6 separate regions of the Mus musculus genome follow, and regions 1, 2, 3, 5 and 6 are each linked to region 4. The links are chromatin loops, found by intact Hi-C in ENCODE. Cell type or tissue: left cerebral cortex. All regions are shown on one strand. Links, peaks and the distances in the headings refer to the core of each region. The heading gives the core; the rest is flanking DNA.

Region 1 (5,240 bases), core at 673-4,672, 410 kb after region 4:
GGCTCAGTGTGTCTAGTCTCATTGGTGCAACTCTGAATGCAGTCCTCCTAGGTCTACTGATGAAGACTGGAACCAAAAATAGGTTCTGTATTTCCAAAAGAGCTGAAAAGAGAAGGGGAAAGTGGATGTGGAAACATGGAAAAGCTTACTACAGTGATTTACAATCAGGCCATTTTTAAATTAATTAATAAAAGAGGGATATGATACCTTGCAGTTATATAGCAGGAGAGAGAGAGAAAGACTTATCAGATTGACAGATCAACATTTGACATCCCACTTATTGGATGTCTGATTTAAACAAAGCCATTCCCCCCCCAAAAAAAACCAAACAGCAAAATTATTAAAGAAAAGTGAGTCATATATTTTCTTTTGGTTAAGATCAAACATTCTTCTTCATTATTATGATTTTAATATACACTTTTAGTTTAGTATATTTTGTCTTTCTTTAAAATCTGATTTGGGATCTATTCCTTACTCGGATGTATCTTACTTAGACAAACAAGAACACTAGGTGTTTTAGTTCATAGAAAGTTCCTAACCAGACCAACACCAATTCACTGATATCTGAGTCTCATCTCTATCGTTTGCTTATTCGTTATGTGCACTAAAAAAAAAAATAAGAGATCTATTTCTTTTATTTCAGTTTCTGCTATTCCTTTCTAATGTGGAAAAATGGAGAGAGAGAGGAAAAAAAAAACCTCTCTGTATTTTTGCTTCTCTCACGACTACTCCATGCCTTCTGGAAAGCAGAACTCTGATATGTCTTGGTTGGCACTAGAGAGAACATGGCTCTCCATTCTGGAAAGGTTAGACAAATAAGCATGGCCGAGCTACTCGGAGCCCACAGAATGAAGAGACTGTTGAGTCTTTTGATTTTGTTAAATCATTGTTATATTTGGGGGTGGGGAGAAGCTTAGTTTTTCGAAAAGCTTTCTCCATAAGTCATCTTACATTTTAAAAAGCTATTAGTAAATAAAACTGCTTTAGCCAAAATTTAGAAATAAAGGCACTTCCATCAAAAGGAAATACTTTTAATATTAGATCCCTAAGTAAATCAATACAGTTTCTGTCTCCTAAAGGAGAAGGAAAACACTGGGGTCCAGTGATGAATTACTCTATAAACCTTTTGAGGGGTGGGTTAAGTCAGAATTATATAATATATTCTTCACAAAGTTAGAAAATAGTTTAAATTCACATTGTCCAGAAGAGTAGATTCCCATCAATTCATACTGCCCACCAGAGATACAGATAGGGGAACAGAGGCAATGAACTTTGATATTTTTAAACATTTACTTTATATTACAGATTTCTGGTTGTAGCTGATTGCAGAATGCAAGTTAAATATGGCACAAAAATATTCAACAGGTGAATAATATACAGTGTCTATACTTTCATGAATTTTAAGTCAAAATATAAACTATGCATCAGTTTATATCATCTGTCCTCCTTATTACAAACATCATACATTAAATTAATGATACTCACAATTACACCAATTTTACATACCCTTTAGAATAAATAAAAGACATTCTTGCCCTGGAAGAAAGGATATTATTTCAAAGCATTACTTCCTTTAATTTGATAAATAATTTACCATCCGAATCAGAGCAGTGAGTTTTTAAAAGCTTAGAAAATAAATGTCCAATAGTATTTGAAAATAATTGTTGCGTGATTGTACATGTGCTGCATCTTTCAAATGAAATGTAAAAGTGAAGTCAAAACTTTTCTTTGTAAATACTTTGCCTGTGGTCACCGCATAAATTCTGACGTAGGGAAAAGCTTGCTTCAGTGTTTGTTGATTAGAAGCTGAAAGGTAGCAAGGACCTCAAGCTAGCATCTATGACAGTGGTGACCACATTGTTTGATTTCAACATTTCCTTTCAAATCAATGTTGATGTAACCAAATCTGCTTTCCTATTGGCCCTAAGAGAAGTCTTGACAGAGCCTGGCCACTTGGAACAGGCTAACTCATGTCTCAATATAAATATTGTAACCCACAGTCATTCAGTAATAATTATTTTCCTTTCAATGTTTATTGCTTTGATTTTCTAAATCCCTCAGTTAATATATTTTGTGCTTTCTGTGGAGTTAAGCCATGTATGCTTGTATGAATGTAAAGAAAGAAATACCATCGATTAAGGAGAAAAGTTGAAGGTGCCTTGTATCTTGTATCTTGTCCCAAGAGCTGCAAGTGAGATGTTCATGCACAAGGTCTACAGAGCGGGATATCAGTGGCCAGTAGCTGTAAGCACACACTCAATTATTAAAATCGTCAACCTGTTAGATCTGATAGCCATAGCAAAGTCATGACACTCATTTATCAAGAGCATTGTAGGTAACTATATGGGGGGACAAAGGCAGCCTAAAGAATTCACATATGTAAGAGAGTTAAAAAATCAAAATAAAGTCTGATCAAGGCAATAAGCTAGACGCAAAAACAGGACAAGTTCTGCAGGCTTCTTGCTGCCACTGGCAGACACTTGTGCTAAGCTAACCTGTGGGTGTCTGTCTTTATTTCAACTTTTCATCCGATTCTGGACTCGAGTCCTTTGCAGTCTCCAGACTCAGAAATCATGCTTCATATTCTCTGTGGCAATTAACAACCAGCATGGCGGCTCTGCTCCTTCCCATCTTTCTTTCTCTGGGTCTCTATTCCATCCATCTCTTTTTCTGCCTACCTCTCTCATCCTTTTCCTTCATGCCTTTTTTTTCTTTTTTTCTGAAAGTACGAACTCAACATCCTGTTTCCTTCCTGTGGACATTCTTTTCCTTTTTTTTTTTTTTTTTTTTCCTTTTTCCGCTGGTCTTTGTGCTTGAGATTTGCTGGCCCCCACCCCCACCCCAGCCCACCTCACCCCGCCCCACCCCTGTTTCCTTTTCCTTTTTTTTTTTTTTCTTTCAAATCAGAAGCCTGTAAGAGCTGATTTCTACTTGCATCTCTTTATGGATCCTGTGATGTTTTCTTTGGAACCTCAGCGAGCGGTTGGTTGTTCTCCGCAATTGTTGCCACAGATCTGTTGCCAAACTGCTACCTTCCTTGGTCGTGCGTGCCGCATTGCATGCTGGGACTGCCTATGAGAGTAAACTGACATATTTGCAGCACCAGCCAGCATTGGCTGGAGGATGGTGATAGTTCCTTCCCTTTTGTATGCTTTTTTGTATTCTGTAGAGTCACCAATAGCTAAGTCTGCCCGGCAAGTAATTCAGAAACACTGCTAGTGTAGAAAGGGAAGGTGGCAGTTTACCATACTGTCATCCCAGGGAGAGACTGGAGAACAAAGAAACTGGTGTCTTCTATGTTGTGAAACACCAGCACAATCATGGCCAAAGGTTTTGGCTCTTTAGTAATAGTGTACAGATGTACAGGGATCCACCTTTTATTTAAATCTACATATTCAATCACAATATGCTGAACCAGAACACTTTTACGATGTACATACCCACGAACAGTCAGGTATTATTATTTTTAAAAGTCTTTAAAATTAAAATATACTAATATCCAGCTAGTCGATCTCATTCCACCAAGTTAGCATTTCAACACAGTTTAAATCCCGTTGATGAGTCAGATCTTGGCAAGTCTTGTCTTTTAATTCCTATGAAATGAGAGCATAGCTAATAAAAACATGAAGCTATCACTTCGATTAAAATCCTAGCTTTTAGATTTTATTTATTTATTTATGTATTTATTTATTTGACTAGAAAGAATTGATCTCTACACACCCAGCCTTATGGGCGTATGGATGTACGGGTGTCTGCTGCTGGGTGGGGTCTTCACATAAAAACGGATAGACTTTCTTTTGCCCTTTCTTCAGTCAAAGGGGGAAAGAAAATGAAACCGCAGAATAAAGTCTAAGGCTGTTAAGAAACTGATGGTATTTTTTTTTTTCTGTGTCACGTGTGTGTGAGCCGGCCTGGCTGCTTCCTTAGGTGGGGACCCGGGCGAGACTCTGCCTGAGTCTGTCTCCACACTGCTCTTGCAGATCTGTCTTATTGATTAGCAGGGAAAAGGGTGGGGATTGGAGGGAAGGGAGGGGAGGACTAACTGGCGACTGGCTCATTGAAGCACAAGGCATTTTCTTCCGGGAAGATGTCAAACAGCTGAGAGACAGCCACAGAGGAAGTAGAAAAGGTGGAAAAATAAGGACAAAACGAAGGCATTTCTTAGGAGAGTCTCAAGGCTTTTTTTTCTTTTCTTTTTTAATTCGCTCTCTCCCTCTCTCTCTCTTTCTCCCCATTTCCTTCCATCATCTGACCTGCAGAAGCTAGAGTGACAGCGTCATGCAAATGCCGCAGTCCAGCAGGTCTGGGAGAGGGTGGATGCCAGACTGTGCGTTAATGTTAATGATGAGCGCAGTGAAAATACCAGCCGCCGCCACCCCTTGCACACAGAAGCGCTCTGAGTCAGCATCAGATGCTAGCCCGACTCTCTCCGTGTGTCTGTGTGCCTGTGCGCGCGCGCGTGCTCGCTCGGGCATCCGTGTCTAGCCGAGGGGAGGGGGTGGCGTGTGAGTGCGTGGAGGGTAAAAGCCAGTCAGTCAGTGAGAAGCAAAGGTACGTTGGAGAGCAACTAAAATCTGACTGATTTCCATCTTTGGAGCATCAGATGTATTCCCTAAGGAGGATGGGTCTCCGTGATGGGGGTGGTATAATTATGTTAATGTCATATTTATGGAGGGGTGAGATTTTTCATTCTAATAATTGGTTGAATGCTATGGTCAAAAATTGTAAAGCCATATTCAGTTTTAAGGAAAAAGCATGGACTTTTATCTAAGTACTGTTTTGTTTTATTTAATTTTATTTTTTTTCCTCTTTGCTTTTTGTGAATGCTGCTTTTTGGTTGTTTCTTTTGGTTTTGGTTTTATCTTTTTTTTTTCTTCTATAAAACTATTTATTTGGGGCCATAAGTGATTCAGTATGGGAAATCAAATGATAAACAGAAAGAGATCTTATATAATGATGCATTACATCACGGAACAGAATGCTTAAGTCTTACAAGGCAAAGTAAAGATCTGGGCAGGGGTGAAGGGGGGTGGTGGTTAGAAAGGGGTGTGGTACTAGGGTGGGGGAGGGGAACACTTAGCAAATATTTTGTTCAGCATAGCTTTCCTTGCAGCTTCCTGGAAATGGATGGTTCACCTGCCTAGAGGAAAACACTCTAAATCATTCCATTTCTCTCTCTCTCTCTCTCTCTCTCTCTCTCTCTCTCTCTCTCTCTCTCTCTCTCTCTCTCTCTCTCCCCC
Region 2 (5,240 bases), core at 793-4,792, 100 kb before region 4:
ATTTATTGAGATTATAAAATAGTATCATTTCTCCATCCTTTTCCTCCATACAGACCCATCTCTCCCTAGTACTTCTCTCCCCCTCCCACTTCTCTTTCAAATACCTGGCCTCTTTTCATTAATTGTTGATACATGCATACATATATACATACATACATATGTATATACACACACACACACATATATGTGATCCTAAATACATAAACACAAATATCTCAGGCTATGAAATGTTACTTTATGTATGTTTTGGGGGTTCTCCATTTGTTATTTAAAAAACAGTTGGTATACCCTTCCCTGGGCTATTTCTCCTGCTCTCAACATTCATTAGCAGATGGTGGGGGCTTGTGTAGTGCTGAAAGATCCTGGGCTTTCTCTCTGCATGATACCAAATCTTTCGTAACTCTCTTTATAACACCTCAAAGCTAAAATCCATTGTCCCTGGTTATTTCATTAATTGTACTACATCTGACTGATTTTGAGGACTTACCCTGAGTACCTACAAGGTACTGATTATGAAAAAAAAAATCAGTTGTTTGAAAGAACCAAGATTGTGATTATTTGCACAAAACCACAAAACCCCAATCACTCAGATAGTGAGTTATCAAGTTTTTGAGTGTATAAAGTGGTTAAAGGATAGAACCAGACATCAGGACCTCCTCTCCTCTTATGCTGGAAAAGGGGGTGGGGTGGGTCATTTAGTAGAAGGTGGCACATCGCTGTGTCTGATAGTTTTGGTATGATGGTGTACTGGCTGGTTTTATGTGTCAACTTGACACAAGCTGGAGTTATCACAGAGAAAGGAGCCTCCCTTGAGGAAATGCCTCCGTGAGATCCAGCTGTAAGGCATTTTCTCAATTAGTGATCAAGTGTGGGAGGGCTCATTATAGGTGGTGTCATCCCTTGGCTGGTAGTCTTGGGTTCTATAAGAAAGCGAGCTGAGCAAGCCAGGGGAAGTAATCCAGTAAGCAGCATTCCTCCAAGGCCTCCAAATTCCTCCTGCATCAGCTCCTGCCTCCAAATTCCTGCCCTGCCCTGCGTGAGTTCCTGTCCTGACTTCCTTTGGTGATGAACAGCAGTGTGGAAGTGTAAGCTGAATAAACCCTTTTGTCCTCAACTTGCTTCCTGGTCATGATGTTTTGTGCAAGAATACAAACCTTAAGACAGATGGCAACAGTGTAAATAGTAGTCTTTCATGAAAAACTAAGAAGAATGTTAGTCAAAATGGGTCTTTTTGGTCTTTGGGGGAGGTTGTGCATTCCTTTTTTAAAACATACATACCCAAAATATACTGTCTATGTGTATTCTATATTCTACTTAGACACTTCATGGTATTTACAGAATGATAGTTTGAGGCAAATGGTTTGTGTATTGGAAAGTTGCTGATATTGGGGGAACTTCAGATCTGCTTTAACAATATCTTGACACCCATTATATAAATTAACTCTTCCTTTGTATGTTATTTGGTGAGACAAGGAATCCATGAATCTGTGCTCTCTCCTAAAGGGTTGGCCATATGATCTGAGCTGAAGAAATTGGGCTAACCCTCTGAGGATAACAGAGTTTGAGTGGAAGGAGGAACGGACGGAGGAATGTTCCCAGAAGTCCTCTGTTTCCTGCAGTTCATTTACAGAGTAGCCCAGCAGTGCCTGCTCCCTGGATCTCCAGAGAAGATCTTCTTGGGGCTCTCCTGAGCCTCGTTCTCTACATCTCCTGCCAACTCCATAAGAACTGCATATATTTCCATGTGTGTCTATGTTGGACAGCCTATATATCTACTGCCTTCAAGTAAGTAATCATAAATCTCAGACGTTATGAAAGTAAGCTCTAAAATTTTGAATGAATTCTGTATCAGGTAAGAGAAAGAGCAGACATTTGTATGGAGATGGTATGAAAGAATTAATTTTAAATATGTGAGCATGGTCCTTAATAACAATATAATCAGAATTCTGTTGACCTCTATAGTTGAAATGATGTGGAATGACTTTCCACTCTAGCAACTTCTAATGTAGAGAAACTTACTTCTTAAAGATACACAGTTATTTGACAGGTTAGGGATGTATCCCAGTGGCAGAGAACCAGCTGGCTTATGCAGAAGCCTGGGTCTAATTTCCCAACTGAAGAAGTTGATGCCGTTAACTTAGTATTTTTAATAATCTATGTCTGTGTAAACATTATAGCATTTTTTTCACTAAGTTAAATTGCTTTCAAAAGGAGACACATTTATTAGTTTAGTAATATATTATACATTTTATTATATATAATATATACATAATATATATTGAGTGGCACATTTGCATTATTAACTAAGCAGACACTTAAAATAATGTCTGCCTAAAAGCTGTGGGACAACATTTTTTTTTGTTTAAATTTGTTTTTATCAGGCACTAAATTTTAAGAAAATGTGCTATATATTTATAGACACACATGTCATTCCATATAATACTTATGACACATGTATCCATGGTATGTTTTAACTTTTCCATCAGCATAAATGTGAATTGTCTCAACTCTCTATGGTAATAACCCTTTGTGGAAGATGGGGAGGAAGGACTGGAGGAGCCAGAGGGATCAAGGACACTACAAGAAGTGGTTAGGACTCAGAGGCTCACAGAGATCAGGAAGCATGCAGGGGTCCGACCTAGCTTCTCTGCATATACAATATGGTTGTATAGCTCAGTGTTCTTGTGGGACACCTAATAGTTAGAGCAGTGCCTGTCTCTGACTCTTTTGATTGCCTTTTGGACCCCTTTTCTCTCCTGCTGGGTAGTCTCATCCAGCTTGTATGTAAGAATATGTGCCTGGTCTTATTGTAGTTTGTTATGTTATATTTGGTTGCTTGATGTCCTTTAGAAGGCCTGAGGAGAGGTGAAGAGGGAGGCAGTTGGATTCAGGGTATAGGGGATGTGGGGGGAGGAGATTGAGGGAGGGTAAACTGCAGTGGTGATGTAATATATGAAAGAAGAATAAATTAAAAGTCAAAAAAATCAAAATGCTTTTTAAAACTTCCTTTTGCTCTGTCCAGCTTTCTGGAGTGCACAGCTCGGTGTAGCTGTGTGCACGCATCACTAGTGCTTCCTGTTTCTCTGTGACTCTAAAGGACGGCCTATTGGTTAACCTTTGCCCATCCCTCCTTCTTCCCTATTTTTTCCCATCCCGGTTACCACAACTCTAATCTCAACTTCCATGAGAAGAGACCGCAAGTTTTGAAAGGAATGTTTTATAATTTGGACATTATTATAGTTTATAAGTAATGTTTTAAATGATAAGATTTATACTTGCTGGAGTTATGGTGGTTTGAAAGCATACATTATTCAAGAACCAATCAATAGAAAGGGGCCATTAACATAATTTAAAAGAGAGAGTTAAGTATACGCTGTTAAGTATAGTCTATACACATTACCCACCAATGGAGAAAAGAGTTCTAAACGATCCCGAATCATAGATGGAGTGAATAGCCATTATCTCTAAGACTAAGGCAGAGCAGCTGAGGATAGAATAATCCGATACTCCTTCCTGCTGTTGGAGTACCACAGCCGTGGCCTGTTAGGACCATAGTCTATTCAGTGGGGGAGAAGTTCGCCCTGACACATTGCCAGGAGAAATTGCTAGGTGGCTACTTTCTATGGTGTCTCGGAACTGTTTCCAGGAAGTGTTACTTTGTATAATTCTCTGGGAAGGTGGCTAAGGGGCTGAAGTGTTAGGAAGAAGTTTCTAAAATACCAGTGATGTTGCCCCTAAGAAACCCTGTCATGCAGCAGAACTCAAGGGTGGGTTCCTCCTGTAGTCCAAGATGCTGTGCACTGCCTCACCAAGCAGGGAGAAAACCTCTTCCCCCCTAGATTGACCTCTAGAGCGACCTCTTCACAACACTTAGCAATATACCATTTGTCAAGGGAAAGCTATTTGCAAGGTTCATCTCCAGTGTCAAAAGCAGGGCAGGGGAGGGTGGGGTGAGATCTGTTAGGCAGTCAATTTACAACTGGCAAAGGCAAGTGAGATTACTTTCCCTATAAAAAGAAAAGATTTGGCAAAAGATTCCATAATCTACTGATTCATAAATCAAGCCATACCAGTTGGTGGGCAGCCAATTTTACGTATTGCTAGGTACGCTCTTTAACTGTGAAAAAAAAAAAAAAAAGAAATAGTTAATGTCTCATTTTTGTAACACGCATTTGAAATATTTAGGTTCCAATCGGGGACAGTGTCGTAATTTTTCATATTCAGCCCGTGAAAATGTTCTGCCGGAGCATAATTTTCTTACAAAAGAAACCACCAAGCCACAAACAGTCCCTCCCCTGAAGGAAAAATCTGTGGTTTCTTCAAAATTGAGTTCAGATTGCATATGCAGAGTGAGGGCCAAGATGACTTTCGTGTGTTGTTCAATCATCATCGAAGACACAGGACTATGCTCACCCGGTCCGACTGGGTAAGGAAAAAGCCACCAGTTATGTTTGCGTGTATAACACACTGTAAAGTAACATATGAAAGTTATTCCGGAACGATTTCTAATTTGCTCTACTTTTCCTAGTGCCATTTAATTCCCATAAAATTTTCCCTTCTGTTTGTGAAGAGAATTCTCAAAGGTCCTTGAAGTGACTGAGTAAGGCCCCATACATAGGCAGGACAAATATAAATGGTGAGTCTCTATGAGTATAGAGATTTACATAAAACAATAGCTTCTAGATGTTGGCTGGAGGGAAAAGAAGGACTGTTTCCGAAGTTGATCTTGGTATGAGTAGAACTTCACATAGCTGTTACCTCTTGGGCATCTCTGCAGAAACCCTGTATTCAGGATAGGGCCCTCATAATGTTCTAAATTCTTACTGTCACAGGTGTGTTTTGTGGTAGCTACAAAAGCAACGAGGGCAGAAGTCACTGGAAGCAACACTTGCTCCCCTGCCGATGTATTACTCAAAAAAAAAAAAAATCTAACAACCATAAAATTAAAACAAATATATTACGAGGATAAGTATATTGCTATGCTAAGATTCCTGGAGCTTACCTATGATTTCAGCCATATCGCATATTGTACTTTCAAAGGTTCAGCAGTTTCTATATGTTTTGAAATCATGCATAACAAATCTGTAATTTAAGTGGAAGAGGAAAGGAAGCATCATTAAAGCTAAGGCACTGGGATGCCCTGGGTTTTCTAAACTTCACAGCTAAACGCGTGTGTGAGTCTGAGCCTACATTTAACCAGCAGACAAGGCCGTGACGAGCTCCTTAAGTGTTTGTCATAG
Region 3 (5,240 bases), core at 447-4,446, 83 kb before region 4:
TTCCATTGGGTCCCTAATGACAAGGAGTTTTGAGATAGTATTAAATCATACATTTCCAGATATTTCTTGTGTAGACTGTTATACAATAAGTTCAGGTGAACTTTAGGTGTCCTAGGAGAGAAGCAATTTTCAGGCAATTTGGAGAACATTCCTCACAGCGTTTTAACCTTCTCTTTGTTGGAAGGCTTTGGCTTACAGGGCCGGACTTGAGAGTCTCCTGGGGCTTACTCCTAGAACTTCTGGTTTCCTTAGTCTGAAGTAGGCATTTGTTATCCGAGATAATCCAATCCTCACACTCCAGGTCAAAACCACGCCCCCGAGGAGACACACAACCACACGTTTCCATGGTTGAAGCAATTGTTGTACTCTAAACACCCTTGGGTTTCTCAGACCACCAAAGCTGAAATTTACTGGATAGCAATGTGCTCTCCTTTAAAGGGATCTCGTTTCTTTTCCTTTTCACGGTTTTGAAGTAAACTGTGTTCTCCCTCGAGCCTAAACATGTTTGCTTTCAAGCTGTCTTTGTGTATCTGTTGAGAGTCCAGCTTTAAAGGAAAATTGGTTGTTTCCTTCTTTTTTTTTATTATTATTCTTAACGTGAAACTATGTGATTAGATCTACTTTCAGATGTCAGGGAAGCAAACATGTCAGAAATGTTATTTAGGTTGCAATAGCAGGCAGCGCTTAAAACATCCGAAGCCTCGCTGAGGGGATTTGAGGACTGATTGCTTTTCCACTCGCTGTGGTTGGGTTTGAGTCAAAATTTGCCAGTCATTGACTGAGCTCTATGGATGTATTTGCTCTGGCAATGCTGGCTAGACTAAGTCTACCACAGTGGGCAGGATGCTCACTGCATTTATTCTTACTGGTTGACAGTTTTATTTGTGACTCCTATTTAAAGTAGAGCAATGGAGCCCAACCCTTCAACATTTGGCTCTGGCCAGTCTCTTTTGGACAAGATACAGAAGGCTAAAGGAGGAGAGGCTGGACTTTTTTTTTCCCCTTCACAAACCTTTCCTTTGTGAGGTTGGCAAATTGTAACCTAAATGGTAGACAGGTTTAAGCAAATTGTGCAATTCTGGAATGACCAAAAAAAATTCTTTACCAGAAAGCACACTAGCTTCTTGTCACAGAATGTTTGGGTACTTTTCAGCCAGACATCCCAGAAAAACCTCCTTAAATTTTGAAGTGTTATAAATATCAATCTGTGGCCTTGCTGTATGTAAGGAGTTATGTACAGCTTCGTAGTTCCTTTAAAGCTACTTGCAGTTTTGTTTTTTTTTTTTCCTGCTAGGAATAACTTACAATAATAAATCAACAATTAGAACACATTAAAAACATCACTAAGCAAACCACTCATATTTGGAACAACAAAAAGGCAAGTTTTCTCTAATTTTCATAACTTTTTTTTATCTCCATATTCCTTGAGCATCAAAGAGCATGAAGAAGAGTCAAGAGCTGGAGAGGTGCTGCAGTTCATAAGAGCATATTTGGCACGGGCATAATGATGAGTACCAGCACTCATAAAAGAAAGCAGAGAGAGGGTGATTGCTGGAGCTGGCTGGCCCATCTATCTATGCATTGATGGTGGGGGTATGGTATCTGCTGCAGCACAGACAACATATGGGAGGCTGTGCACCTGCAGAAAAATGACCCTTCCTTTCCAATTGCCATCAACTGCAGATCTTTGGTTACGGTTGAGTCTCCTGCTACCCTTTCCTCCCTGTGCTAGAATGTTGACCAGCTTGATCTACTGCAGACAACCAGAGCTATCGTGAGGTCATGACATCAGTGTTTTTGTCGTGTCTAAAAGTTACTATTTTGTATTGATCTTGTCCTCTCTGACCTCTGACGTTTACAATCCTTCTGACTCATCCTTTGTAATTTTCCTGAGCCTGGGGGATGGTATAAATGGCTGAGTACTCACAAGTCACTCATTCTCTGAACTTCGACAAGTTGAGAGTAGAGGACTGTAGGACAAAACCAGATGATAGGACTCTATCCTGTTAAACTGCATACACCTTGTTCAATCATCTGGGTTCTACCTATCAGTCTCAACTTGCCCCACCTTCCCATCTCCCTCCCCCCTTGAAACCCCACCCCCATTATTTTTTTCTTTTTTCCTTCGGTGCTATTTGTAGATATATTTTTTTAAAATAACACATTGTGCCAAGGACTTCCAGAATGTGAGTGGGAAAGCCATCTGGATATGTGTGTGAAACCTGTCCCACAGAGAGGAAAAGCTACCCTTGTGGTGAGCAATGCTAAGTTCATCTACACAGAGATGGATATGTCAGCATCTGTTGAGGACTCTTGGACCTAATAAACATTCAGCACATTCTTGATAAACAGAGATGAATAGAAGATGAGATAACATCATCAACAGTAGCAGCAGCAGCAACAACAATAGCAGCAGCAACAATAGCAAAAACAACAAAATTTCTCATAATGTAGTGGTAGGAGGGTTTATAAACTCTTGTGTGTTAAAAAAAAATCCTAGCAATATAATGATATGTTGTTAATCTTAAACACAGGTGCATTTTTTCCAAGAAAATTTTTCTTCTGCACGTGCGCACACAGACACACACAGACACACACACACACACACACACAGACACACACACACACACACACACACACACACAGAGAGAGAGAGAGAGAGAGAGAGAAAGAGAGGAATATTGTATGATTAGTTTGTTTCTGCAGATATTTTCTATTGTACAACATAAAGGCCCATGTTTATTGTCTTTGCAGCAGATAGACATAGAATGACCAAGGGACAGATGCAAGTTTGGAACTTTCAGTCCTATCCCAACATCCAGCTTTTCTGAGGGAAGTGGAACTGAAGTTTGAGTTCATAAACAGTCATGTCTATGTGATGAAATTTCCATAAAACCACAAAGAACTAACTTGGAAGGAATTCTGAGCACATCAAGGTTCTTGGAGGTCAACTTAGCCAAAGAGGGCATGAACTTCCCATGCTCCTTCCCATTTACCTTGGCTTTCATGAATTTTCCATGAGGTTGCTCATCTATATTCTTGGTAACATCATTTAAAAGAAACTAATTAAGGAAGATATTTCCCCAAGTTCTGTGAGCAACTCTAGAAAATTAATTGAAGGCTATCATGGGAAGTCCAATTTATAATAGGTCAAACAAGCACACACAGAGCAACTTGGACCCCCAAACTGGCTTCAGAAATGATCTGTAGGTGGTAGGACTGATTCTGATGTTATTTCCAAGTCCATAGCATTAGTATCCAGCTGGACAACACCTAGCAGGAGTCTGGTAGAGATCCATCTGTGCAATTCCTCCCTCCCTTTCTCACTCCTCTTCCCCTCTCTGTAAAACTCATACATATTTCGAGTTAGAAATCAAGAGCATTGGTATGGACTTAAGAGAGTCTTCATTCTATACAGTACTAGTGTCTAGTGCTCCAATAACCAATGGAGAAATAGCTTTGGGGTACATCTTTTAAATTTTGTCTACCTACCAAAATGTCATGCCTTGGAATGAGTTGTATGTCGATGCAGATACTTTTTCTGGAGGAGGGTAGATTGGAAGGAAGCTCAGTCATCCAACTCTTAGTGTTTAGAGAAGTGCAGACACAGAGGGGCTGTTACTGTTTGCTGATGGTGAAGTATGTTAGATCAGGGGACAAAACATGAGGATCGTTTCAGTCTCGGTTTATATAAATCAGGTCAGTGATGAGTAAATTAGAAGGCTGAGAGCCAGATGAGCAGATGGCCATTATTGGCAGAATTGACCTGTCATTAAGCACTGGTCTCCCATGCTGGGCAAGACTAAGAACTCAGCTTTGTTCTTCAGGTGAGCCTGGAGAAGCAGAGGGCTATAGGGCCAAATTAATTATAAGACTAATAACAGAATAGAATACAAAAGAAGAATAGATATATTGGTAGGAATTTATTGAAACAGAGCCAGCTATCTGAAAACTTTATTTACACTGATTTTGGTTGTTATTTCAAATAAATATGTTTTTTTTTCAAAAACTAATCCAGTTTTCCTAAATGTAAAATATGAAAATAAATATCCAAATCAAAACTCTGGTGATATACCTGGTTTAAGACTATATTGGTTTCTTGCTGTATTCATAGATGTAAGAGCAGTACATCATTCCTTTGGCCTTTGATGAGGTTTCTTAGTGTTTCATGTTGGTTAATTTACCTTTAGAGATTGCTGTGGAGAGTTTAGAAGTGAAAGACAAAAATGAATTCAAGCAGTTACTTAGATTAATGAAGGGAGGATTCTTGGTAGGGTCAAAAGAGAGTTTCTCTTTTTAGTTTCTAAGAATGTTAAACATTATTCTTGGTTTGAAAAGTGGAATAGGATTATATCTGTATGATCTAGAAGAATTCTTGGAAGGGAAATATGGAGGGTGAATAATAATTATTCCTATGTGGGAAACATCAATAAATCTACGGAAGCCAAGTGAAGAATTCTAGGGTCTTTTTGAAAGCTCTTTTCTGGTTACATTGACTCTTTGCTAGCCTTGTGGTCAAAGGCTTTTATGGAAGATATCTATTTGCTTTGAGATGTGTCTGCTCAGGGAGGGAGTCTTAGGAGAGAGGGTAGTAATTATTGAGGACTTTCCTCTTTTTTTTTTTTCAACTTACACCTCTGTAATGAGCAAGTTTCTGCTTTATATTTTTTTCCAGCTAGCTCCCCTGGCCAAAACTTAATGTAGCAGATGATTGAGCATGGTATTAGCCAATGCCAAACTGCCTCCAGCTTTCTGTCTTGGGTCTCCTCTCTTGGGATTATTATATTTCAAGGTTTATTCCTTTCCAGCTGGCTCATTGCCACAAAGATCGCCTTAACTGTGTCATGAACAGATCATTCTGTGAGTTAAATCTCAGCATTATAACAACCTCCTTCTCTATATCTCTTCACTGATGATTTCTTGCAAGCTATACAATCATCTTGTCTGTGATTCCATATTTTGTACTAGGGGGGAAAAATGAATGCCTTTAAGATAGGGTTCTGAGCAGCAGCGGTCGCCATCTTGGTCCGGGACCCGCCGAACTTAGGAAATTAGTCTGAACAGGTGAGAGGGTGCGCCAGAGAACCTGACAGCTTCTGGAACAGGCGGAAGCACAGAGGCGCTGAGGCAGCACCCTTTGTGGGCCGGGGACAGCCAGCCACCGTCCGGACCGGAGGACAGGTGCCCGTCCGGCTGGGGAGGCGGCCTAAGCCACAGCAGCAGCGGTCGCCATCTTGGTC
Region 4 (5,240 bases), core at 429-4,428:
GGCACTGGCATTCCCTATGCAGTTATCTTATAAATGAATGTCTTTGATCTGGAGGGAGGGGGCCATCACTTTCTTATCTGTAGTAAAACTCAACCAATTAAGAGTCTTCTGACAGTGGCAGGTCAGAGCTGTATTTTTAATAAGGAAGGCAGCAAGAGGGCAGAAAGATACCAAATCAGTTACTAATTGCTGGAAGTCACCTATCTGAAATGAGTCTTTTAAATCTATAAACTAGGTCTAGCTTCTCTAGTTGAAAATAACTCCTAATAAGTTTTCAATGTAAAGTTATTTTACATTTAGATGATATAATAAAATATCATTTTAAAGTATGATTAACATATGAAGAAAATTGGGAAGAGTAATTCTGAATTCACATATATTTTGTAACACAAACAAGATTGCTCTAAACTTGCCTAACTTTACACCTCATGATATGCATAATTCCCTTTTTATGATATTCACAAAGCTATAAATACTCATTAATTTAAGCTGGTCAAGTTTGGAAAATCACCTAGTCTTGTTTAAAAATATATATAGTTAATTTCTTTACACACACACACACACACACACACACAAACACACACACACACACTCCCTAAATCCCCAAATATATTCTTTGCATTACCGCAATTGAAATTTTTTGATTATCTATATTTGTACATAAAATTATTAGCAATTATGACTTCCTTTACTTTCCTTAATGCATTATCAGATCAAACAATTGAAATGAGTAGGCAGATGAACTATATGGTCTTGAAAAATAAAACCAGCCATAGCTGTACATATATGTGTTATATGTATGTGTATATGTCAATGTGTACATGTATGTGAATGCATACAGGCAGGTATATGCTTATGTGTGTATAAGAGCAGGACCAAGATAAATAGGGTTAAGATTATATAATTGAACTTAATTTTTATATATTAATTCACAGAATTTTTTCAAATATTTAGGGAAACTCTATTTTAATAGGAAAATCATCAAGACAAATGCAAGAAGGTACCTAATTTTTTTTTCTTTTGTCTTCAACCTACCTAGCAAATAACAAATTTATACCTTTGCTTTCAGGCCTTATTACTTCAAAGCATGCACATACCAGTTCAGAGATAAAATGTTATATTTTCTTGTATTATCAGTGTTGTTTATGCTTGAGCCTTTTGATCTCTCAGTCTTATTAGTCTTTGAGTTTCTCCTTCCTTCTTATGCTAACTGCATTTTGGGAAGTATAAATAGGAAGACCCATGCTTTTCTTTTAAGATAATTCTAGCACTTAGTAAATGCTATATTAAAATCCAATATTCCAAAAGCTACTTAATTCCATATTTCATAGAAAGTTTCCAAATATTACAAAAGAGGATCATAAAATAAATATTAATGGAACGCGGCATGGTCTGTTCTCCACTATGTATAATAAATAGTACATTATTCATGTGGGTATAAATGAAGTACTGTGTTTTTTGAACACCCACTCTAATGATGAATTCCATACTCAAATACAGAACTATCAGCAGAAAAGCAAACACTCCAATCAATTCAGGTAAACATTGGTGAAATACTACCTGAAAAAATAGTATTTCAGTTATCATTCTTACTGGGAAAACAAAGTAAAATAAGCACGAAATGTAGGAAAATATCTTTCTGCCAGTATCCTCAACCAGTGAACACTTCTGTAAGCTGGATCCTGTCTTTTCTTCCTCTGTCGTAGAATCACTCACTGGTCATACTGCCATTCTGTTTATGAATATGTAAATATAACGTGCACAGAAATAATAGCAGTTTGCCCAGAGACCAGGCTATAGTATACTGATTTTGTATACTCACAGAATATTTAATTTTTTAAGCAGTCAAATTAGTGCTGCAAGATATACCCTAGTTCCGTGATATGGAAATGCGCAAATGGAGCTTAGGCAGATGCCCACGACAATTGAACTGCAAATAAATGAACATCTAAGCCTAACCGTGGAGAGACATGTACATTATTTAGCTTCTTACTCTGATGCTTAGTGATACAGAGGAAGTCTTTAGGTCCTTAATTACCTTTTATTTGCTGACTAGATTCTACCTCCACAGCTCACACCAATAAATAACTAGACTAATGTTTAAATCATGCACACACAACACACACACACACACACACACACACACACACACACACACACACACCACATACTTTTCCTTTGAAGCAGAAAATGATGTCTATATTCACCCAAGTGTTGTGGAGGAAGCATTAAGCTTTGGGAAGGAAATAATCGGTGGATTTTTATTCCTGAAGTAAGCAAGCATGTTCGTGCATATTCTTTCTGCATACATGCCTATGCGTCACTCAGTGCAAGCGGTGCCCCTGCAGCTTTTGCGCAGTAATTAGATTGGTGTAATCACAGTGGAATGAAGACAGCCACACTGATAATTTCACAGTGAATATTAAAGACATATGTGCCTTCCAGTGTACAATAAATGAACCTGAACTGCTGTCAGGGTCTAGGAGGACAGTGTGGCCAATGCACCTATTGTGTCCCTGCTGCAGAAAGGAGCCTGCCGATTGGCTACTGTCTGCAGCACATAGCACTGGCTTGTTATAAAGGACTTGTCTAGGGGAGAGCCTGTAGGTACTCCATTGTCTGGTAAAGTTCATATGACTGCATTATTTTGCAAGGGGGGTGGTGGAGGTGGTGGTGGAGGGAGAGCTTAGAGGGGGTATCAGCTCAACTGTAAAAGCTATACAGATTCTCTCTCTCTCTCTCTCTCTCTCTCTCTCTCTCTCTCTCTCTCTCTCTCTCTCTGTCCTTCCTCTCTCTCTCTCTCCCCCTCTCCCTCTCTCCCTCTCCATAGATCATCTCTGCTTCATGCCCTGTCTCATTTCGCATAGCTAAAAAAAAAAGAATGCTAATTAAGATCCCATGTCTTAACCTGAAAATAATGACTCGGCTGTAATTAGAAATCTGCTGAGAGTTTAAAATTCTAGTAGGGGACCAAAAGCATCAGTTATGGTGATTAGGAAGAAAATGAAGAAGTATGTTTCTGTAATCAAGGTAAACATGGGAAAAGGGGGATTCCCTCATCTTTTTTTTTTATCCAATTTTAACCAATAGTATTCTGCTGCAGATGAGAAGATACTGTGTTTCAAAAACGATTTTAACCATCAAATTGAAAGAACACAAATCAGTAGCAATAGAAGCCTTAATCCTCCTTAGGATGCAATTCAGATGAAAGACCTGCTTTTATTTTTCTTTTTTGTATGTGTGTGTTATAGACGGATCTGAGAACGCTGTCTGGGCTTCGTGCCAAGGGCTGGTATTCACACAGCAACGACGGCCTCACAGAAGAGCTGTGGGAAGCAGGAGGGCGAGCCTCTCTTAGGGTGCCACTACTATGGAGACACAGCTGGGCTGAACAAGATTTGCTTCAAACGACAACAAGAGAGACAGAAAGTATCTGATTCAACCGCTGCCCAAGCAGGCAGGCACCAGAAGAGCTAGCAGCCAATCCGGCCATGCTCGAAGCCAGTCCTGCAGCTCAGCCAATCAGTGACATCATTGGTGAGAAACTCATTTACATCATGCAGTAATGAACTTTGTTTAACATAGCCTTCCCCCTTTTCCTATTACCCTCCCCTCCCCCAGATTAGTCCTTCCATTAATTATTCTGGTGGCATAATTTAAATCGCTATGTGAAAATGTGGCTACATTCTTCCTGGTAGCTCTTACCCAGTCTCCAACTGATGTCTGCAGTAACAGAAGTGGTTCTAAGTACAATGCTATTTTGCTTGGTTGGGTCTTGCATATATTATCTTCTCCTTCTTAAAAAGAAAAAAAAAAACTCTCAGAAAAAAAATCCCAAACTTTTGTTTATTAGATGCCCCCTCTCAATGAAATACGTGTTTTCTCCAAGTTGCTGTACAATGTAATAGGGAATGGGGGGGGGGTATGCTGCCATGGACGTTGTGATTTTTTTTCCAAGCAATCTGCATCTTGGAGGTCCCTTTCACGTTTTTAGATTTTATGTTGTAGTGGCCATTTTACATACAGTGCTTTCTCCAAGAAAAAGCTCTATGTACATCTGTCAAATGGAGGAAAGTTCTCTCTTGTTTTATTCTGTCCTTCACTGCTCTCAGCCAACATGTCATCTTATTAATGAATAGAACTGAGGTCATTTCTGAACAAATCTCTCCCTTCCCATCGCAGCACAATGCACCTGATTTGCATCCATTTACTAGAAATACTGAATACAAGAACCAGCTTGAAAAGAAGTGCAGGGAACAGCTTACATATTATTTCAGAATATGACAGGGACATTTGTTTCTCAGGAGGCATAATATGTAACAGCTGCTTTAATGTTTCTCTGAAAATGCCTGCTCTCCATTTATAGTTCAATACCTCCAGTGAATTTATGGGATCATTATATAACCAGAGTTGAGCAAATGAAATCATAGTCACGAAGGAATTCATTTATCTACGGAAAGACATTTGGAAGTACAATGTTGTCTCGCACATTTGTGTTTTGTTGGTCAGGATAACACACTTTGTTCGATAGATGGCTTAAAAAGTCTGAAACATGTGGTCTGAGAAGATTTCTATTTGCTTTACAGATGCCCAAAGACTGAAACTGGGACAGACTTTAGTGTGATTTCTCTTAATTCATATATTCCATGCGTTGTTGCCATGAAAAGCATGTGGTTGTCTAGAACTGATAGCCAAAGTCCATTGTCTATTTTCTATTAAAGGAATGCTTTGGATATAATTATTCAAAGACATGGAATTTTAAAATACACCAACAAAGGTGTCATAACTGTGCACGGTTTTTTAAAAGAAGCTTAGCGAGCACAATGATAGGCATAGCCACACGAAGGGTTTAGACAAGAAGCCCATGGCCCTTTTAATTCATGAGGCATTCCGTCATCCCGTCATCTGTATTCAGGGGGCGACTGTCCTGAATCAGTCATGAGCTCCCCTGCTGCAGATCCTGTAATTTGAATCATGTGTAATAATATATTATCCTACTGGGGGCCCTCTCTCAGTAGGAAAATGGTTTCTACATTCTGGTATAAGAGAACTTTTGGCTGCTAGCCGCCTCACAGCCATTACTCACATGGACAGTCACAGTTGTCCCCCTTAAGGAATAACATCTGCACAACCTTGTCAGCCAAAATTCTGCAACCTCCCCTCCTCGTTATGAATTATGATTTCTTAGAATTGGGAAAGCTAGAAAAACTGAAGCCTGAAAGTGGAAGGCTGAAAGAAAC
Region 5 (5,240 bases), core at 373-4,372, 93 kb after region 4:
CTCCTTCCATGGGTATTTTGTTTCCCCTTCTAAGAAGGACCGAAGTATCCACACTTTGATCTTTCTCCTTCTTGAGTTTCTTGAGCTTTGTGAATTGTATCCTGTATTCTAAGTTAGCACCTCAAAATACACTGTGAAATGATTTAGGCAGGGGAGATAATTTTCAAATTAAATGAATTGAGCAGCCCATGATCTGCTACATTGGATCAAGTCATCAGAAAACATCTAGAGGAGCGAACGTTTCCTCTACAAAGTAAAGATGGGACTTGACGTGAATCAAAATGACAAACTCTCTCTAATAGTGTCTGGGTAGTAATCATTGCCGAGTAATAGCAGACTTCAGCAGAGGGGACTATTTTCATAACCTGTGTGTAATTCAGAAAGGTCTATGGCCACATAAAAACCTACAAACTGGCCATAAAAACTACTTTATAGCCAGGGAAATCATCAAGGCCTGTTCAACTTCTGTTGTATGTTTTATGCTGTGCATGGTTATTAGTGACCTTTCTGAACTTGCTAGAAAGAAATCCTTATTTCATGTACACTGATGTTCCATTACAATAGGGGCTAAATCTTGAAAGTAGATGACTGTAGACATCTAAAATATAAGGCTGGGTGCCCTTGTTGACTCTTAAATTAGCTGTTCATCTTGAATAAAGCGATTGAGAAAACTCTGAATGTACAACACGGGGTATTGGGGTAGTGATGAAGTGTAGCAACCTCGGTGGCCTTGGGAACCTTCAAGCACTAACTAGGTTAGTCGCTAACTAGGTTGGTCATTTTCCCATGTCTATTTTTCAATGTCTATTTTTTAGTGATGCTCACTTTCAGTATACAAAACAGGCATGAGGGAGTCACAGAAAGATCTCAAACATGTTTTATTTATTTATTTATTTTTTGTTTTCTAAAACTTATTCAGAGGCGATATACAGACCAATCAATGACGCATATTTCACATTTGAGAAAGTGGAAACCCCAGTTTCTGCACTCAGTCTCACCCAGAGCTAACTTTACCACTTATATTCTCTGTTTCTGTACTTTCAAAAAGTCTGCTCTACCTATTAGAAAGCATTATTTAGCTGCTAATCTTATAATTTGTTCATTTTAATTTGTCTATGTTTTGTTTTATATCAGATAACAGCTGATTAAAGCTAATTCAGTTTTGCTAATTCGAAGATGGTCGAGGCAGATGAAAGATCAGCATCTAAAGGAATTTCCCAGGCAGGCCTCGCATGCCTGTGCAGTTACTTAGTAAATAGGGTGAAGGATGGAGTGTTGGGCATCTATCTCTATCTCTGAGTGACAGCTACTGGGAGAGGGAGGGTGTCTAATCTAATCACTGTAGAAACATGAGCATTTTAATTTGGTTGGATCATTCAAAGAAAGGGTTTGCTTTGAAGTACAATTACTTGATACTTCCTTGTCACAAATTTGATAATGATACCTATCCTTGTAAAGTGTTTTTGAAGACTACGAAGATGTAATGCATAAAACGCAGATAGAGTTTTGCAATATTACATTTTTTTTTCTTAGCACGTCATAGCTTTTCTTATGAATTCCCAGTTAAAAATGTACTAAAATGAAGAAGCGCTTTTTCGGAACTGGAGGAAATTGTAACTAATATAGTTCTGAAAATAAGAGAATTCGTGAAGTTAATTTTGCATGGAATCTCACCCGGGGTTAGCAGGCTAGGCTGTATCCTCAAAGTGAGGTCAGTTCCTTAGCTACGGAGAACTTTGTCGATAGTTGCATCAAAATTAATTAATTAAAATTAATTTTACATTAAAATTCTTTAAAAGTCTCAAGGAAAACCATACTACTGCCTATGCTTAGCCATGTGATACAAGGGATATGTATGCTGGTAATCATGTGAGTGTCTACATGAGCTCTTTTGTCATTTCCACATCTGCAGGCACATAATATAAAGAAAACATGTTACTATTCTGTCCTGAACGCTGTTTGATTTAATGTGAAAAAGTATTGTTTTAAATTCACTGAGTCAAGCAATACCTACTCAGAAAGAACACTAGGGGGTTACCTTCGGTTTACTTTACATCTTTAGCACATTTACTATTAAAAAATATTTCTAGAATGCAGTGTCTGCTCGGCTTAGGTTATCTAAGCTGTAATAAGTAGCCTTGGGACCCCTGAAGGCACACCCCACACACTTATGCTGTGTGACCTCGGGTCACAAGTAATGGCTGCAAGCTAATTGATTGAGAAAGGCTTGTCTGGCAGGGCCCCTTTTGCGTCCTGCCTGTACATTCCGAAGTTCTGTGAAAAGAGGCACTAGCGCTCAGCCACGCAAGGCAGGAAAACAGAGGAAGTTTTCGCATTCTGACTGCAGCCTGAGTTCCCCGGAGCAAGGCTGCTTCTCTCCACCCACTCCTCACCAAGAACTCCTGAACTTGAGAGTGGACGACTTCAAAGCTAGCTCTCACAGACTCACCTGGAAAAGAGTTCAGCTGCGCGTTCATTGAACCGAGAGGCCAGATCACCTATGTGAGGCGGTGGGAACCATATGGAGATTTATATTAGAACTTCAGCAAAGTGCACAGCTGCAGCCGGCAGAAGCCAGCTCTCGGGCTGACAGGCAAATGAACCAGATCGTGGACGGGGCCTCTGGGTGGCAGCTCCGGCCTTTTGGTTGTTGGACAACTATAGTCAGAACTGAAATGGAACAGGGGCAGGAGAAATAACACACTTTTACTCCACGCAACTGTTGCTTTCACATGGTGAGTGCAGATTTAAGATGTTGCTCAAATATTCTTTCTGGGTTGTAATACAAGTTAAGAAATCTGCTCTGCTTTTTGGGGGGTGGGGGGAGAAACAAGCCATCAAGAATACTTAGAAATTCCGAAGCTCTGTGGCTTTGTCTCTGCTTCATTTCACGTGATACTTGCAATCTGAGAGAAAAAAAAAAAACTCGTAGCGTCCAGTCTGTTCTTTCTCTTCCAGATTTTCTTTTGTTTAAGTCCTGCTTTTCTGCAACCAGAGTCAATATTGATTTAGGCAAATCAAATGTGGCTGGGATGAGGAAGAAGGGGGAGTCAGGATATGTGTAAACATTGCATTTAGTCCAACTTCTGTGTCACTGGGCGCTGGCTTCATGATTTGGTGCCTTATCTCAGGAATAAGTCCTATGGAAAGAGCTTTGCATTCCTGGCCAGGAGAAGGGTCAGGGCCCGTGTTTAGCAGCCAGCCAGCCAGCCAGTGAGAATTGCTGTTGCTCCCTCTTATTTTTAATATAAAATAGTTAAGAAAGTACATCTTCATGCATTGAAAACTAAGTGTGCTTTGATTTCCCAAGTCCCTTCCCAGTGGTTTATGTGTCTTATCCCTGGGAAGGATTCTTTAAAAGTCCTTGAGCAACAGCGTGCAAACTTCTTTTGTTCCTGCTGATCCTGTTTGCTCACGTTGTGTGCTATCGACTTTGCACACATTTCTTTTTGAAGAATCATGTTGCAGTAATGCAGAGCAGTTTTTGTTTGTTTGTTTGTTTGTTTGTTTCAGTGCAAATACCTTAGAAGTTAGTAAGGTCATGTTTTCTAAAATAAAACCAACCAAGCTCAACGAAAAACCTTACAGTATAAGTTGAGAATAATTCCTTGTTTAAACGTAACTAAGTCCTGTTTTAACTATGTTTTGTTGTTGTTCAAAGAAAATCTTAGCTTGCCAGCATGTCCAGGAATGTGAGCCGAGGCGACCTATTTTTCTTATTCCAACCTCTCATGTTCATAATCACATTTATAGTAAGTGCTAAAATATACTTTCTGATGTTCACCTCATTAGAAAAATCAGTTTTTGCTACCATAATATTTGCAATTGATGTTATCAAAAAATATGGAGGATCTTTATGGTCCATTTGTTGATTTGATGAAGTTTTAGGTCTACTTCAGCATCGTTTAAACATTTTCCAAAGCAGAGAGACAATTCAGTTTTGTCTACTTGTTTAAAGCACAGAACTTACATGGGGGACAGACTCCTTTTATCTGGAATCTTCTGTTTGTTAAAGTAAATTAATAAACCAAACAAAAAACCAAACAAAAGGCAGCCAGTGAGAAGCTGCAGATTTGTAGTGAAAGGGAAGGGGACTTTAAGGGTGTCGGAATGTGATTCCATTTCCGAGGTAATTTTGTAGCATTTCTTAGCTGCCTTTGCAAACTTTATGGAAACCTGTTAACCGCTGGCAGCCCTGAGCCCTAGGTTTGCATTTTGAACGGAGATTATGCACAGGAAAGACAAGTTCGTCCTGTCATGTGACCTGAGCTGCCTTATCAAAGCAAAATATGGCAGCCGCATTCTTTCCTGAGAGAACGAAGTTCATTATGTCCTTGCCACCTGTTACGTTCACTCTTTGTCCTTGTGGCCACACAGTTCCTGCTTGTTCCTGCTGCCAGAAAGGGATTTTCCTTTTAAGAGAGAAAACCAATGATTTTTTTTTTTCATTTACATGTTTTGAAAAATTGTGTTCTTTCCCCACAAAGCACCCGGAATATATTTCATAAGGCCTTTTGTTAAGTTGATGTGAATAGCAAGAAAATGTGTGTATTGTTTTGAAAGCCTTGTACGTCTCCTGATAAATAAAGCAAAGGTGTAGCTAAGGATTTATGAAAAAGATGGACCTTCTGAAGATTATGATTGAGGAAAAAAATGCATTCCTTATTATTTCCTCCAAACCAATTAAAAAACTAGAAGTACAAAAGGCAACTTCATTATTACTATTTTTTTCAAGCACAGCTCAGAAAGTCAGCATGGTAGAGAGAGGGCCTCCAAAAGAATGTGGTTCCCTCTGGAAGTGGGTGAATTGCAAGGAACAAAAGATAGAAAGTGCTGCATAGCATTTAAATGTTTAAACTTAAATGTTGATCTGTTATCATAGCTGGTCATACTTACTTACTAGTGGACTGTAGAGAACTTTTAAAAATTAAAATCAACTCTAGTATTTTAATTCTATGTATTTAAGAAGGTGCATATCTTTTTAAAAAGAAAGTGCTAATCTTCCCTTGAGCTCAGTTTTTTTTCCTCCAGCTAAGAGGAAACGGTTATATGTTAACAGCTAATATGTTACAGCCATATTTCTTATTTATATGAAGAGTGCATGCATGCGTATTCTCTACAAGCATATATTCATGTTTTATGTACATGCTTTTTAACATCTTACAGCCAGCTCCTCCCTTCTCCGGATGCCATAATTCATTTTATTCTTGGACAGAAGAGAATTGTACAAGAATCCAACA
Region 6 (5,240 bases), core at 708-4,707, 260 kb after region 4:
GAAAATTACTTTTTTGGAATTTGAAATTTCTAGAGTTCGTGGCTGATAAACTGAAAGGCTTTTGTGTGTTAACCATGTATTCAGAAAGGGTACTTTCGCCTTGGTATCTTATATAAAGACAATCAATTTATGAATAAATATGATTTTATATCCCTTTGAAATATTTATGTGTTAGCTACTTTTCTTGTCTTATTGCACTAGCTATATTTACATGGGATGCCAGCTATGTCTCCACCCTTGATTTGACCTTAGCAATAGATTTTTACAGATATTCATTATCAGTTAGACAGAAGATTCTTCTGTTCCTTGTTTTTTCAATTTTAATCATGAGTGAAAATTGAGTTTGTCAATTGCTTTGTCTTTATAAATATTCCATACGATTTTTCTTCTTTAGTGTGTTGATGGGGTGGTTTGTAACAACTCATGTTCAAAGGCTGACTAGCTTTTTAAACACTGAAATTAGTGTTTGTTATTTTGTATACACAGGTTATCAATTGGTGAGTTTGACTTGCAAAGGTTTATTGAGGACTTTTATTCTATCTTCTGAACATATACTGGTCTACCTATTTATGTCGTCCTATGAGTTTGCTCAGTTTTTGCATTAAGGTATTTCTTGCTGCATCCAGTGAGTTATCACGTGCCTTCTGCTTTTAATTTTTTCTTGTGTAAAATGCTTATGATGATGTCTTTCTGCCTTTGAAACCTTTAATTAGGGCTTATAACTTTATTGAAGAATATAAATAATTACACTTAATTCTGCATACTTTCTTACAGGCATTATCTATCATTCCTATGAGCTATTAGAAAATTAAAAATTTTTTTAAAGTATGAAATATATGACAGGATATATTACTTTCAAGAATTTTTCATTTTTATTTATTTTATTTTTTATTTTTTATTTATTTTTTAATTAGGTATTTTCTTCATTTACATTTCAAATGCTATCCCGAAAGTCCCCCAGACCCTCCCTCCCACTCCCCTACCCACCCACTCCCACTTCTTGGCCCTGGCTTTTCCCCGTACTGACTCATATAAACTTTGCAAGACCAAGGAGCCTCTCTTCCCAATGATGACCGACTAGGCCATCTTCTGATACATATGCAGCTAGAGACACGAGCTCCGGGGGTACTGGTTAGTTCATATTGTTGTTTTAAATTTTTAGATCTAGAAAATAAAATGTTCATGCTGAAAGTATGTAGCTTTTACAAAGTCATCCAGATTATTAAGCATAAGTATTTCCTGGTCAATATTCTCTGTGTTTATAAATATGTCTGCATCTGTATGCATTTCCATCTACTACCTTAGGCAAAAAGAATAAAACTCTACTTTGAGAACTGTATATTATTCCTTAGCCAGTAAATAATTTTCTGGAAACCAATTAATAAATTTCATATAATACGATCTTTAAAATTATCAAACATATTTTAAACTTTATTTCAATAATCATTGTAAATTTAAATCCATCAAATTATTCATCATACGCCAAGATTATATAACTCAGAAATTTTGGGAATAGTAGAGAACATATGAACAAAGAAATAATGAGGAAGATATCAATTATAGTTTTTCATAAACAGCGATGGATTTGGACATTAGGAACTCAGTTGGGCTGCATGGTCACCATGGCGTATATTCCTAGTAACTGGCTCTTTCAGTGTGAGTGTACTCCAAAGATCTGGTAGTTCATTGACACTCAGGATCTTTTCCACATCTTATATGAAGAAATAACATTGCTTACTAAGTAAAATGTACATAATTTTGTGCTGAGATCACTCAGTCAATAGAGTGTTTGCCACATATAATCAGGAAGACATAAGCTCATATGCCAGCATCCACATGTAAAGCTAGGCATGGTTTAATCCTAGCTCTGGGAAGGCAAAGTCAAGATGGTACCCGAGATTTGCTAGCTATCTCATAGACTAGAATCTGTGACCTTCGTAAATCAGTGAGACCTTGTTTTAAAAATAAGGTGGAGCATGACTTAGGAAACACTCAAAGTCCACTATTAATCTCCAAATACATAAACACACAGGTGCACATACAAATGAACACGAACATGTGTGTACATAGCACCCATGTAACAAATAAAGTGAATGTCTGGCTAGATTCAGCTAGTAGAAAAAGCACTCAGAACTGCAAAGATGAAACAACGCACAGAAAAGCAATCCCAGGCACACTTACAGTGCGTTTCAGAACTATGTCATTGGTGCTCACCACATTCAGATTAAAATTCGTTCCCTTAAATATTAGTTATTTCTTCATGATTTAACAATGAAAGCTAAAGTCAACACAAAGGATGCTGGCTTTCTTCCTCAGGGTTTCACAGTCTACCAGGAGTAAAAATACTTAGTTGTAGTATATATATATATATATATATATATATATATATATATATATATATATAGTAGCTCATCTCATAGCTTCTCTCTCTCAACACAAAGAAGGATTTACTGACTAATGTTCCCCACATGGCCAGAGGTGCCCATCTATTTTTTGTGCAGTTAATCTTAATTATCAAATCCAGTCCTCCTAATTTTGATAATTGTAATATTGGCCTTCCTCTGGCTTTCTTCTCATTGAATTTTTGCTCTATGCTACCAATGGACACGTTTTAGTCTTCGACGGTCATTGATGAGATTTCAAGCCTTGAAGTAGTTAAGTAATTGGAAATTTAAGGAAAGTGAATTGGGTTGCTTTGTGCTTTGGGTTGCATGTGCCTTTGCATGTAGAGTGCTTTACTTCATGGTTGCTTCTGAAGGAACTTTCTAAAAGTGGAGGAGACGACCGAGGAGACATTATTGAGTCTTGGTATAACCCCAGTTTTCCATCTTGGATGGTGGAAGGTGTTGAACAGGAACAGGCAGAAACCAGCCTCGCTCCTAAAGTTTCAGTAAAGCACGCTGCTATTGCTACACTTCACTGCTAATTTCAACATGTTAGAAAACTTTCAAAGCAAAACAGTTCGGAAGCCTCACTTTCAAATCCCAACTCTCTCCCTGGGTGTAAAATTAACACTCTTATTTTTCAGAGATTATAAAAAGAAAAACCACTTTCTGGTGACCGGATCAAAAGCCGAGAAGCAAACAATCTCTGTTAACCATGAGGTGCAGGGTTAAATTTTTCTTTCCACTGATAAATCCCACCCCGGAACAGATTTCAGCAAGGCAGCTCGCAAAGCTCACGGGTGAACCACACAGGCCATGTGGGTGCCGAACTCAGAGCCGGAAAGCAAACAGCTGCTGTAGCCTGATTTGAGTTAAAATAGTGTGAGTGTTTAGTCTGGCGCACGGCTTCGGGGGAGATTGGCAGCTGGGTCAAACAAAGTCCTTCCGTTGGCTCCCTTCCCGGGCTGCTCTGCTAGTATTTAGTGGGTCCTAGTGCTGTGTAGGGCCCTTTTCTCAGGCAAAATTCTAACATCTGACCGCACCCTCCTCTCTTTGCTATTTAAAAAAAGAAAGAAAGAAAGAAAGAAAGAAAGAAAGAAAGAAAGAAAGAAAGAAAGAAAGAAAGAAAGAAAGAAAGAAAGAAAGAAAGAAAGAAAGAGGGGAAAGAAAGGGAGGGATAAAGAGGAAAAAATAGCTGTGCTCCTGCTTCTTTCGTTCTAAGATAAATTCTCCCGGAGACAACCTCTCCCACTAATTGTGTGTTAGCCATGAATTTTATCTCAAGAGCTGACGCACTGCGCTCTCAACTGGTGTTGAAAAGCAGCCTGTTACAGTGTGGGATTCATAAAAGGGCCTCTATGGTGTGTGAGAAAGAATATCTGTGTGCCTAGGCAGGAAACTTTTTGATCTACAGAAAAGCCAGAAGACATCTAGGTAAGACTTCGGGATCAGACCTGCTTTGGTGGGTGGGGGTGGGGGTGGGGGGGTGTCCAAGTTTGTCAGTGAAATTGGCCCATACAAGAGATGCAAGTTTACAGGGTGTGTGTGCTTCCTTCTGTGGAAGTTGAAATGTACCGAAGATTGCTTACTTATTTTTGTTCGCTTATTGAAAACTTGAATCAGGAGTCTGTAGTCGGTCTTTCGACGTTTTCGTTTTCTGTGATTGAACTGATCGCAATAGATATTGTTTGATCCCCAGAGAAATCTTTGCAAAGTGACACAGAAAGAAAAACATTCCGGGCGAAGAAAATAGACAAGTTTTAAAGAGGAATTGTTTGAACCTTAGAGGGCAGGAGATGGTGCATTCGGCAAACGTGGGTCTGAGTACTGAAAAAAGAAAAGAAAAAGTTTAATGATGTTTTGGAAGGAATATTAAGTAAGTTGTCTTTGTCTCTTACTTTTTAATTTTAGTGGCTCATTTAGCCTGTTGGGTCACATTTTTTTGAGAGTACTGAAGGCTGCCATGAATCCCTAATGAGGCCCCTTTGCACATGATTTTGGCCAATTGCCAAAATCAACTTCCCAGCGGCAAGCTTTCTCTCAAAGAACCTGGAGCAATTTTTTATATATACATATATTAGAAATCATGTTTGAAAGCCGCCACAACCAGTTGTATAGGCATGTCAAAAGTGACTTTATACAGTAAATATGAAATAAACCTTCAGGTTTGTTTTTTTTTTCTTGCTTTCTCATATTGTCATTGTGGAATCTTTGCCTGTTGCTGCCTAAATTGTGATAGAATAAGAATAATCTGAAATAAGAAGATTTAAGGACATTTTTTTCCTCTTCAGCATACCAGAATAGGAGTCCTGTCTTAACTGAGCAATATACACTATGGAGAGATCCTTCAAAACCCGTCGGGACGAATAACAGATGAATTCATAAAACTGTTCATCTCTGTAAGTAACATCCTGTTAACAGAAGTTTTGTATATAGAATTAAGTTTAATATTGACTTAAGTGAGGTCTTTGTGTATATTAGAATACCTTAGTGTTTGGGGATTTTTTGTTTGTTTTGTTGTTATTGTTAATATTTATTACATAATTTTAAAAGATTATGTGGTACCTTGATGCCTTTAACAAATCTTTTCATAGAAATGTTTGGTTTGTAAACATGTCTGAATGATGAAATAACTGTATTTAAGTGCTTCCCCATAAGATAAAGGCTGAGTTTTCATAAAAGAAGGCAAGAAGGTCAAGGAGCAGATTTTAAATCTGATGTTCCCACACCTGAATTCTGTCATGGGAGCTATTATATAATTTTATATGATAAGGTTTTTTTTTGAGCTACATTTACAAGTTGCAATAAGATAGCCTACTTATTAGATGGTAACAATTTTAGATTTTATGAGCGATT

Evidence for each region. Hi-C counts contacts between places; a loop is a spot of excess contacts. Peaks named below come from ENCODE experiments on the same cell type or tissue, not always from the same donor. Only the 100,000 strongest peaks of a DNase experiment are listed, where the experiment ranks them.
Region 1: it touches region 4 in a loop (6-fold over the local background); 6 of 42 quality-filtered maps call a loop at or near these places.
Region 2: a loop joins it to region 4, with 5 times the contacts of the local background. A loop is called at or near these places in 3 of 42 quality-filtered maps.
Region 3: it touches region 4 in a loop (3.0-fold over the local background); 3 of 42 quality-filtered maps call a loop at or near these places.
Region 5: a loop joins it to region 4, with 4 times the contacts of the local background. A loop is called at or near these places in 2 of 42 quality-filtered maps.
Region 6: it touches region 4 in a loop (8-fold over the local background); 6 of 42 quality-filtered maps call a loop at or near these places.

The regions. Positions count from the first base shown.
Region 1 is chr16:77,640,117-77,645,356 of GRCm38, forward strand. No RefSeq gene overlaps it. Among named protein-coding and RNA genes, the nearest start is that of Mir125b-2, 3.5 kb to the right of the region's middle. In left cerebral cortex, for the core only: no CTCF peak of the experiment used is centred there; DNase peaks (open chromatin) are centred at 2,510, 3,080, 4,011 and 4,452; H3K4me3 peaks cover 2,375 bases; H3K27ac peaks cover 2,363 bases.
Region 2 is chr16:77,130,195-77,135,434 of GRCm38, forward strand. No RefSeq gene overlaps it. Among named protein-coding and RNA genes, the nearest start is that of Usp25, 120 kb to the left of the region's middle. In left cerebral cortex, for the core only: no CTCF peak of the experiment used is centred there; no DNase peak of the experiment used is centred there.
Region 3 is chr16:77,150,258-77,155,497 of GRCm38, forward strand. No RefSeq gene overlaps it. Among named protein-coding and RNA genes, the nearest start is that of Usp25, 140 kb to the left of the region's middle. In left cerebral cortex, for the core only: a CTCF peak has its summit at 2,260; DNase peaks (open chromatin) are centred at 902, 1,083, 1,901, 2,210 and 1 more place; H3K27ac peaks cover 1,133 bases.
Region 4 is chr16:77,233,714-77,238,953 of GRCm38, forward strand. No RefSeq gene overlaps it. Among named protein-coding and RNA genes, the nearest start is that of Gm31258, 66 kb to the right of the region's middle. In left cerebral cortex, for the core only: no CTCF peak of the experiment used is centred there; DNase peaks (open chromatin) are centred at 1,975, 2,444, 2,909, 3,410 and 2 more places; H3K4me3 peaks cover 2,077 bases; H3K27ac peaks cover 2,135 bases.
Region 5 is chr16:77,326,944-77,332,183 of GRCm38, forward strand. Mir99ahg (Mir99a and Mirlet7c-1 host gene (non-protein coding)) reads left to right here and starts at 2,385. Exons shown (of 5, transcript NR_015543.3): 1 at 2,385-2,735. In left cerebral cortex, for the core only: CTCF peaks have their summits at 2,046 and 2,611; DNase peaks (open chromatin) are centred at 2,375, 2,577 and 4,242; H3K4me3 peaks cover 3,347 bases; H3K27ac peaks cover 2,720 bases.
Region 6 is chr16:77,496,828-77,502,067 of GRCm38, forward strand. It overlaps Mir99ahg (Mir99a and Mirlet7c-1 host gene (non-protein coding)), which reads left to right. Exons shown (of 5, transcript NR_015543.3): 4 at 4,676-4,783. Among named protein-coding and RNA genes, the nearest start is that of 9430053O09Rik, 79 kb to the left of the region's middle. In left cerebral cortex, for the core only: no CTCF peak of the experiment used is centred there; DNase peaks (open chromatin) are centred at 2,954, 3,293, 3,796 and 4,224; H3K4me3 peaks cover 1,932 bases; H3K27ac peaks cover 2,157 bases.